Linked DNA regions of Homo sapiens: region 1 is linked to region 2. A link is an interaction called in ENCODE POLR2A ChIA-PET data of the cell type or tissue named here. Cell type or tissue: Panc1. All regions are shown on one strand. Each heading gives the region's core, and the rest is flanking DNA. Links, peaks and the distances in the headings are about the cores only. Region 1 has its middle 91 kb from the start of LINC01644. Region 2 has its middle 170 kb from the start of LINC01644.

Region 1 (5,379 bases), core at 277-5,276, 77 kb after region 2:
GAGACCAAGGCCGAGCCACCAGTCCACTCACAGACGAGGTGCAGGACCTGCTCAGAATCTCATCTGCCATCCCCACTGCACAGAGTGGCCGAGGCCAGCCCAGACTCACGCACCAGGAGGAATGAGCCCCTCTCCACGGGAGACGTGTCAGGGACCTGTGGCATCTTCCATCCACCAATCCGCTGTCAATCCATACCCCTTCCCAAGGTCAGAGCAGCCCCTCCAAGGATGGAATTGCCCCTAACCCCCACCCCTCCTCTGTCCAAGGAGACAGGTGGCACCTCTCAGGCACCTGCCATATATGTTCTAGGCTCCCCCTAGGCACAGTTCTCCAACTCATGCCTCTCCACCAGGCTCTGGCAGGAGCAAGTAGAGGCCATGATTCTCACTTAATAGATGTGGAAATCACATCCAAATCACAAAGCCTCGACAGGTCAATGACAGTCACCAAGAGGCCAGGCTGGGTGTGCAGCTCTATCTGGTCCTGAAAGCCCAGCTGGGCAGCTTCTCTAAGACCCGTGTTTGTTTCTCTAGACCCCAACATGCTGCCACACAGCCACACTCTCTCCAGGCTGTCCCTGGCATCCTTCCTCTGTTGAGACTGGGGAGAAGCAAGGGGCTTCATTTCATGTAAGGGTCAAGCAAATCAGGCTGGGAAGCTGCCCATGGTGGAGCCCCTGGCATTGGGGCAGCAAAGAGCCACATCTGTAATTGCCGGCTTCATCCTCTCTCCCTCCCTCGGGCATGGGGGGGACAGACACTGCCAGCTGTGGTTGTGGAAGTCCTAGAAAGCTCCTCATAAATGTTCATTGCTTGAATAGATGGCAATTGAATGGATATAGATCAGGTCATGGGCCTCCTGAAAGCCTCACCGAAAGGACCACCTGCTGCCATGACACCTGGACTCAACTCTCCAGCAGGGAAGGACACAGGGCGTCAACCTGCCTTCCCCACCTGGAGCAGGTTGGATGGTGACCCCAAAAAAGCTATGTCCGTGCCCCAGAACCTGTGGATGTAACCTTATTTGGAAAATGGGCCTTTGCAGATGTAATGAAGTTAAGGATCTTGAGATGAGATCATTCTGTATTCTCCAGGTGGGCCTAAAGCCAATGGTAAGTGTCCTCATAACAGACAGAGGAGGAGAAGACAGGCTCCGAGGAGGCGGCCAGGTGACCACAGGAGTAGAGATGCAGCCAAGCCACAAGCCAAGGAATGCAGGGAGAGGCGAGGAGATGGGAGAGGCAGGAAGAAATCCCCCCTAGAGCCTGCAGAGAGCGTGAGCTTCTGATGATACCTTAAGTTAGGACTTCCAGCCTCAAGAACTGGTGGAGAATGAATCTCAGCTGTTGAAAGCCACCCAATTTGTGGTAAGTTATTATGGCAGTTGTGGGGAGCTGATATAGCATCTCAAACGTCCCAGGGCCACTGGGATGCTTGAAGTCATCCCCAGCTAGAAACTGGCTGGGCTGGGCCTTCCCAGAAGCCATTGCAAGAACATCAGCCCTTCCCAATGTCTTGAGTGCTGGGGGCTCTGCAGAAAAGCAGCTGGGGACAGGGCCTGGTTCCTGCCTTGCCAGGTTCTTTGACCTTGAGCAAGTCCTTTGACCTCTCTAACCCAGAACACAGGCTTTGTGAGGCCTAAACATGATTAGGAGTTGAAAGTGCTAACACTGCTCCTAACAGGCAGTAGATGCTCAATGTACAGCCTGTGTCATTGCCAGAGATTTAAAACAGAAACAAGGGAGAGGGGAAGGGAGCCCAGGGCCACGGCGAGGATGGCTGAGAGCAGAGGACCGCTCGATATGCTGGAAAACATCTGAGCTGTAAACAAAGCCAACGCCAATCAAGGGATCGAAGGAGGCAGCTGGCCCGTTTAGTATTGATAAATGGCTCATTAATATGAAACTGTGCTCCATTTACCATTTCTTATTGCCAATTAGCAGTAATGTCTCCACCACACTTGAGACGACTGCAAATTGATGGTCTCTAGTTTTCTAGGACAAGCATGGCAAAGGTTAGAGTTAGCCACTGGGTAGCTCTGAGCTGACCGTCGGAAGTTTGCAGAACACTCCTCATGGGCTGGAGAGACCTGGAAAACCGCCAAGCCTGGGGTAGAAAGGCAACAGACACAGGAAATCCCCCAAGTCCTCAAACTCTCCACAAAGCAAGATGCAGCTGCAGGAACGTCACCCTGCCCAGGCCCCAAGTGAGTTCCCAGCCCGCTTTTCAAGCCAGCCAGAGACTCCCATCCCTCTCCCCTGGTGATTAATGACGGCCCATTGTGTCACAAAGTAAACAATGGAATTGTGCTATCAAGACTTATGGGGGAAATACAGCCATCTCTCTCCTGGCCCAAACAAATAGCGCGAGTTATGGCAGGGCATTAAGCATTCTTTGCGGGGCAGAAGTACATTGATTTTTGTTTAATGCATTAGTCTGTTTACGTGGTTGGTTATTGGAAAATCTGACCCCAAAAAATGGAGCATTCATTTGTGCAGCTTGTCTCTAAACGGCATTTCTGGGAATGTTTCCTGGATGGTAGGAGAGGACTGTGGCGCCTGGACATGCCATCAGACAGACCTGGGTTCCAGCTCCCGACTCCAGCCCCGAGAGACGAACCACCACAGCCAAAGCTGTGTCACCTCTCTGAGCCTCAGTTTCCCCATCTCTATAATGGGGTTCTAGCTGATGTAAAGTCCTCCAGTAAGATGAAAGCAGTTCTTCATCGCAGGAGGGGCTGGTAGACCAGTGGGAGGCCCTTCACCAAGGCCCCCGACACTCAGCTTGCACCTGTGCATGTCCAGCCAGAGCCTGCAGTCGCGCTCGTGCACTCAAGCGTGTGCTTGCAGGAGGACGGGTATGCGCGCAGAGGTGTAGACAGATTCTGACGCCCTTGACCTTCAGTTTCCACAGCATAGGACTCATGATCCCAAGGGTCTCCCTGTTAGTCGACCTCACCCCAGGGACCCTGAACCATTGGAAGCGAGGGTGTCCCAGGGCTCATCTCTGAGCCCAGCTCCAGCCCAGGGCCTGGGCAAAACACACACTTGCTAGGTGAATAGACAAACCCTCAAGTACATGCCTCACACTCAGCTTCCAGGGCCGTGCCCATACACGCATGCACACATGTACAGCCTGGCCTTTCTCCAGCCCGGTCAGTGGCTCCGAGAGCCTCACTCTCCCTGCCCCAGCCCACCTCTGGCCCGTGCCTCCTCTGTGACTGTCCCCATTTCCACCCTCCTGGCTTCCTGATCACACACTGGGAGGCTGAGCATCTCCCACCACCTCGTGCAGACTCCCCGGGTGACCCCGCAGCCCACACACCCTTCCCGTCCGCTCCTCCGCAGAATTGTCTGTCTCAGCATCAGGCCATTCTCCTATGGGCAGAGCAAGAATTAGGATCCCAAATCCACCAGGATGGCTCCGCTCCACCCCGCTGCCCCAAGCAATGGGGTCTATGTGAGCTTCCTGTGGCCGCTGTCACAAAGGATAAGCCTAGTGGCTTTAGTGAGTCTCATTTATTCTCTTCCTGATTTTGGAGGTCAGAAGCCAGAATTGGTCTCACCAGGCTGAAGTCATGGTGCTTGCAGCCCTGGCTCCTTCTGGAGGCTCCCAGGGAGCACCCGTCTCCTGCCTTCAGCTCCCAGAGGCACCCGCGCTCTCACACTCTTTGGCTCCCAGCCCCATCCCCATCTCAAAGCCCACCACGTGCGTCTCCATGTTTCTCCCCGCTTCCAATGTCAAGTGGCCTTCTTCTCTTCTAAAGCCTGAGCTCCCTCTGACCCTCTTATAAGGCCCCTTTGATGACACTGGGCACCCCCCTTCATCTGAGGGTCTCCCCATCTCTAGATCTGTAAGTGAACCACATCCAAAGTCTGTTTAGCCATGTGAGGCCACAGGTTCTGTGATTAGGACGTGGACATCTTTGGAGACCAAAGTTCTACAAAAACAGAGAGGGAGTCCTCAGATCTGGGAAGCCAGAGCCCATTCTGCCAGTGAGGTTTGGAAGGGGGCTGGGGTTTCAGGGCCTCCAGATCCTAGCTGTGAAGTAGGAGGATGCCTGTAGGAACCTCCGGTGCAGACGCACTTTTGCACAGCTATGTGTCAAGCAGGGAATGCTTGAGCCTCCTTGTGGTCCCCTGCTCTCCCTCACCTGGCCACCAGGCCTTCACACTCTGGCCTCTGCGGGCTCCCAGCCTCAACTCCCACCCTCTGCTGGCTGCACACACCCACGTGGCATCCAAGTGTGCCCACTCTAGCTCCAGTGCAGTGCAGACAAACACCCTCGAGGCCTAGCCCCAGGGCTGCCTTCCAGGCCCAGGCTAATGATTTCCTCCCCTGGCTGGGCCTCAGCTGCTCTAAGGTGAAGCACCCATTTGCTGTCGGGAGCCTCTTGGATGCCACTGGACGGTGGGCCTCGGGGCAGGGCTCAGGGTAATGTCCCCTGCCTCCTGGCACTGGTGGTGCACAGCACAGGGCCTGACCCGTGGAGGCACTGGAGCCTGTGCACTGAAAGCATGCAAACATCCCCGGTGCATGGAGGTCGGAATTTCTTTAAGACAGTGTCTCGCTCTGTTGCCCAGGCTGGAGTGCAGTGGCACAATCTCGGCTCACCATAACCTCCGCCTCCCGGATTCAAGCGATTCTTCTGCCTCAGCCTCCCAAGTAGCTGGGACTACAGGCATGTGCCACCATTTCTGTATTTTTTTTTTTTTTTTTTAGTAGAGACAGGGTTTCACCACGTTGACCAAGCTGGTCTCGACCTCCTGACCTCGTGATCCGCCTGCCTTGGCCTCCCAAAGTGCTGGGATTACAGGCATGAGCCATCGCGCCCAGACGAGGTCAGAATTTCTAAAACACATCCCCAAAGATGTCTTGCTCAAATCCCCAGAACCTGTGAAAATAGTGTCATCTCTCCCTTACAACAACATCCATGGTGCCTTTAAGACAGAGGGATTATTTGGGTGATCCTGACCCGAATAATCCTCTGGCTGAGGCCGAAGGCAGAGAGGTGTTGAAAGCCTGAGAAAGACTCAGCACTCACCTCTGGCTCGGAGGTGGCAGGGACCACGTGAGAAGGAAAGCGGGTGGCCTCTAACAACTCTGAGTGGCCAAACGAGACTTCCCACTACAGCCACAAGGAACTTGATTTGACCAACAACCTAAACGACATTGGGAGCAAATCCTTTCCTTAAGCCTCGGATAAGAGCTTTCCCCAGCTGGCGCCGTGATCTCAGCCTTGTGAGACCCTAAGCAGAAAGCCCAGTTGAGCTTTGCCAAGTATCTAAGCCACAGAGCTCAGAGCTCATGAATCTGTGCCACCCTAAGCCACCGCCTGCATCCATTTGTGACAACAATAAAAACCGACAGCATACGCTT
Region 2 (5,379 bases), core at 261-5,260:
TGTGTGTATATATAATATATATATAATATGTGTGTGTGTGTGTATATATCTATCTCCCTCATTTCCTTGCTTTTCTCCTTCTGGGAGACCAATTCCATGTTAGTTTTTTCCTTTCTGATATTTTCACCCTCAATTTCCAGAGGCCCTGGTGGCCCGAACTCTGACGTCTAAGTCCTGCTCACTAAGATTGCTGTTCTCTGCATGAGATCCGTTTCCCATGTGTCAAACCTTGGAAAAGGCTGGGTACATGTTGGGCTTACCCAGCACGAGTCCATCTTCCACACGCGGGATGCCTATTTAGTTCCTGGCTACTTCTCTTTGCCTTCCTGAGACTTAAAAAAGTTGCTCTTTACATTTTGCGCAGAGTTTATAGTTGTTATCAACAAGATGGTTGGTCTGATCTGAGTGAGTCTAGCACTACCCGAAGCTGAAAAATGTGTATATAATACACATACTCTGTAAAAATTTGCATTTATTTCTTTTATTTCTTGTTTTTAATATTGATAAAAAGCTGGGGTTTTTTTTTTTCCTTTTTTTTGAGACAGAGTTTCGTTCTTGTCACCCAGGCTGGAGTGGAATGGTGTGATCTCGGCTCACTGCAACCTCCACCTCCAGAGTTCAAGCGATTCTCCTGCCTCAGCCTCCCTAGTAGTTGGGATTACAGGTGCTTATGCCACCATGCCTGGCTAATTTTTATATTTTTAGTAGAGACTGGATTTCACCATGTTGGCCAGGCTGGTCTCGAACTCCTGACCTCAGGTGATCCACTTGCCTCAGCCTCCCAGTGTGCTGGGATTAAGGTGTGAGCCACTGCACCTGGCAAAGGCTGGTTTTTAATATTGATTTATATATTCTGCCATATTAGAAAACTTTTATATTCATTCAAATTATATATGTGTAAAATCCTTTGTATTGCCTATGTATTATATCCTCGGCATATAATGACAATTCCATTTATTTACTTATTTATTTTTTGCCAGTTCTCACATGTTATTTCTATTCCTTGACTTAATGCACCAGCTGGTCCTACCGTGAAATGTCAAATGGAATTATGATAACAGGTAGCCTTGCTCTATTTCTAAGCAAAGATTGAAAGAGGTCACCATTAAGAATGATACTTTATGTGTCATTTAAAAAGATACTTCATCAGGTTAAGGTCCTTTTCTTCTATTTATAAATTGATTTAATTCTTTTAAAAAATCATGAATGAATATTTAAAAATTTAAGTCAGAGTGTCTGTATGTATTGAAATGATCATATGAGTTTCCTCCTTTATCTGTTAATATGGCAAATTATATTGATTGATTTTCTAACAATAAAATACATTTTCACTCTTGAGATAAATTTCTTTTATGAATCTTAACTCGGTTTGCCGGTACTTCATTTAGGATTTTGGCATCCGTGTTTATAGTTGAGGTTTGCCTTCTAGTTTCTTTTTTTCAATACTATCCTTGTCAGGTTTTGGCATCAGAATAATACTAGTCTTATACAATCAATTGGGAAATATTTCTTTTTTCCTCTTTTGTCTGAAAAATATTGTGTAAGTTTGGAATTCTTTCTTCATTAAAAGTTTGGTAGAACTTCCGCTGAAAAATCTCTGCCTAAAGTTTTCTTTGTGGGAAGGGTTTGTATGAATGACTCAATAATTTTATCACTTACAGGAAAATTTTGATTTTCTTCTCCTGGCAGTTTTGATAAGCTGTTTAATTTCCTGGAAATTAGTCATTTTTATTCAAATTTTCTCAAATTCTTATTCCAAAGGCAGAGTCTGACTGCAAGCTCTATAGTGTCATCACCCTTTTTGTTCCTGACGTTGGTTTCTCTCTCAGTCTCTCTCTTACCCCATCTCCCTCCCTCCTTCACCCCCTCTCCTCTTTTCTGGATTACTCTCGCCAGACACTTACTGATCAAGGCTTGCAAGCTTATCAACCTAATGCTTCCGTATCAGTCACTTTCCGCCTGTGACTCTCTTCATCATGTGTTCGTCTGCTCTCCCCTCCCTCCTTCACCCCCTCTCCTCTTTTCTGGATTACTGTCACCAGACACTCATCAACCTAATGCTTCCATATCACTCACTTTCCGCCTGTGACCCTCTTCATCGTGTGTTCGTCTGCGCTGCATTGACTTTGCACATCGTGTTGTCCTCACGTCCTCACCAGCCCACCCTCCTTTAGGTATCAATTATAATGTTGAAGGATTTGCCATTTTTGTACATATGTTAATTTTTGCTTTGTTTCTATCGAGGTCATGTTTTTAGGTGCAAACTTAGGAATTATTATATATTCCTGGTGAATTAAAACTTTTATCAATATAAGCAGTCACTATCTCTAGTAGTCTTTTTACCTTGGAACTTACTGCTCAGATAGTGATTTTCATACAGCAGCTTCCTTTTGATTGGTGTTGATGTCAGTATCCTTTACCATTCTTTCCTTTAAACCTTTCTTTTTTCTTACTTTTAGATAGGACTCACAGAAATAGCACATAGATTTTTAAAACTCTTGGTTTTAAAAATTGGCTTTTCATTGAAGGATTAAGACCATTAACATTTATTGTGATTACTGATGTATTCAAAATATATTTTTCTGCTTTACTATGTGATATCTAATTGTAGCCCCTGTTCTGGGTTCCTTTTCTCATTTTCTTGCTTTCCTTTGCAGTAACTGAGTTTTTAAAGTCATTCCACTTTTTCTTCTTTTAGTTCAAAAATATGCACTCTTTTATTCTAGTGGTTACCTTAGAAATTATAATATACATCATTGACACATCAAACTTCAATGTTAATCAATACTTTTACCCACTTTCTGGGAAAATGCAAGAATTCTGGAACACTTTACCTCTGCTAGCATATATTCCAGAGTTGCTGGTTATAGATTATACATTGATATTTATTCTGATATGTTTAAAAACTCACCAGATATTGCATTTTACATTGATATTTATTCTGATATGTTTTACATCAATATTTATTCCAACATATTTTAAATTCTACGTTGATATTTTACATCGATATTTATTGCAATGTATTTCAAATTCTACATTGATATTTATTCTGATATATTTTTAAACTCACCAGGCCTTACATTATTACTTTGCACAGTCATTGTGTATTGAGCCTCTTTCCTCTATTTGCTGCTAATGATCTTCATAACGCTTTGCATCTGGGGTCATTTTCTCCTGTCTGATGAGCCTCTTTGAGAATTTGCTGTTGATGAAATCTCCCTGCTTTTGTTTGAGACTTTCTTTCTCTCACCCTGTTCTTGCAGGACGTGCTGGCTGCGTGTGAATTTCTTGGATGGCAGTTGGCCTTTGGCATGTGGACGTCCTGTCTGTTTCTTTGGGCTTTCTCATCTCTGGAGAGGTCAGCTTGAAGTCTGAGATTGCTCTTTCAAAGGGAATCTATCTTTTTATTTCTCTATTGTTAAAATTTTATTTTTTAAAAAAAATTCTACAGTTTTCTGGGCTGGGCACAGTCATTCATGCCTGTAATCCCAGCACTTTGGGAGGCCAAGGCAGGCCGATCAGCTGAAGTCAGGAGTTTCAGACCAGCCCAGCCAACACGGTGAAACCCCGTCTCTACTAAATATACAAAAATCAGCCAGGCGTGGTGGTGCACATCTGTAATCCTAGCTACTTGGGAGGCTGAGGCAGGAGAATCGCTTGAACCTGGGAGGTGGAGGTTGCAATGAGCCAAGATCCTGCCACTGCATTCCAGCCTGGGCAACAGAGTGAGACTCCTTCTCAAATAAATAAATAAATAAAAATTCTACAGTTTTCAACACGAAATACCTAGGTGCATTTGTTTTTTATGTTCTGCTTGCAATTGGTTGGTTTCTAGAATTTGTATGGTGATGCTCATCAGTTCTAAAAAGTTCTCAGTTTTATTTTCTTCAATATTGCCTCTACTCTGAGCTGCCTTTCCTCTCCTTCTGGCACTCTAATTAGATGCAAGTTAGAGCTACCCCCTTGTATCATCTGTCTTTTACCTTCTTCCTGGCATAGTCCTTGTGTTTTTCTCCCCATAATTTCTTTTGGGTGATTTCTATTAACCTGTCTTCCTTTTCACTAATTTTTTCTTCATTGATGTCTATTTGTTTGTAAAGAAGCCTTTCCACCGAGTCATCAAATACTTAATTTTTGTTTGTTTCTAAATTGGAAAAGTTCCATATGGATTTTCTTTTAAAATCTGTTACAGTTTTTGTTTTGTTTTGTTTTCAAGTTCTTTGCTGAACTTCTCATGCTTAGCTTTTATGTTGAATGTAGAAAGCACAGCTGTTTTACAATCTGTGGCTGGTAATTCTAATACCTGGATGTGATATATGGTTGTTGCTATAAACCGTTGGTTCCAGTGGCTTTTACTCATGATATCTTGTATTTATGTGCCTGGTTGTCTTTGTTAGTTTTCTGGTCATTGTATGTGAACCAACACATTTCTAGAAATAACTTGGGGGTAAGGGATAATGATGTCTTCCTCCAGAGAATGATTTCTTATATTTTCTTCTAGGCTCCCACAAGGGGCCTAGGGATTTCCTTTTGTCGTATTCCCGCCCTTGGAATGTTGGAGCGCTTCAGGACAAGCTCTTTACCCCTCTCTTATTTACCTGTGTTCACACTCTAGGTCACCTCTAGTATCATGGCTTTAAATAATTGGATGTACATATGGCATCCGTATTCCCTGTCCTGACCTCCCCTTTGACGTTCAGACTTGTACATTCATCTTCTCTTTGCAAATCTCTTGAATGTCTAATAGTCATCTCAAACCTAAACTTTTGGACACTGAACTCTTTTTTTTTTTTGAGACGGAGTCTCACTCTTTCACCAGTCTGGGGTGCAGTGGTGTGATCTCGGCTCACTGCAACCTCCACCTCCCGGATTCAAGCGATTCTCCTGCCTTGGCCTCCTGAGTATCTGGGTCTACGGGCATGCACCATCACGCCTGGCTAATTTTTTTTATATTTTTATTAGAGACAGGGTTTCACCCTGTTACCTGGGATGGTCTCTATCTCCTGACCTCATGATCTGCTCACCTCAGCCTCCCAAAGTGCTGGGATTACAGGCGTGAGCCACCGTGCCTGGCCTGGACACTGAACTCTTAATCTCACTTCCTTATTGACCCACTTCTTCCCAAATCATCCTTGTTAAGTCCAAAACATAGTCCTCAATTTCTCTTTCTCTCATACCTTATCTCTTTTCCAGTAGCGAGTGCTGGGTGGTTCAACCTTCAAAATAGCCACCAAGTCGAGACAGCGTTACTTTCTGCTGGCCTGGTACAGATGCCTTTTAGTTGGCCTCCTATCTTTATCTCTTCCCCTGTACAGTCCATTCCCATCCAGCAGCCAAAATTAATATGCCACACCTCTGTTCAAGATGCTCCAACAATTT

The links. ChIA-PET counts read pairs that join two places held together with the same protein. Peaks named below come from ENCODE experiments on the same cell type or tissue, not always from the same donor. Only the 100,000 strongest peaks of a DNase experiment are listed, where the experiment ranks them.
Region 1: POLR2A ChIA-PET joins it to region 2 with 10 read pairs; 2 of 35 experiments call an interaction of 5 or more read pairs at or near these places.

What each region holds. Positions count from the first base shown.
Region 1 is chr22:47,393,483-47,398,861 of GRCh38, forward strand. No RefSeq gene overlaps it. Among named protein-coding and RNA genes, the nearest start is that of LINC01644, 91 kb to the right of the region's middle. In Panc1, for the core only: no CTCF peak of the experiment used is centred there; a DNase peak (open chromatin) is centred at 2,309.
Region 2 is chr22:47,316,697-47,322,075 of GRCh38, forward strand. No RefSeq gene overlaps it. Among named protein-coding and RNA genes, the nearest start is that of LINC01644, 170 kb to the right of the region's middle. In Panc1, for the core only: no CTCF peak of the experiment used is centred there; no DNase peak of the experiment used is centred there.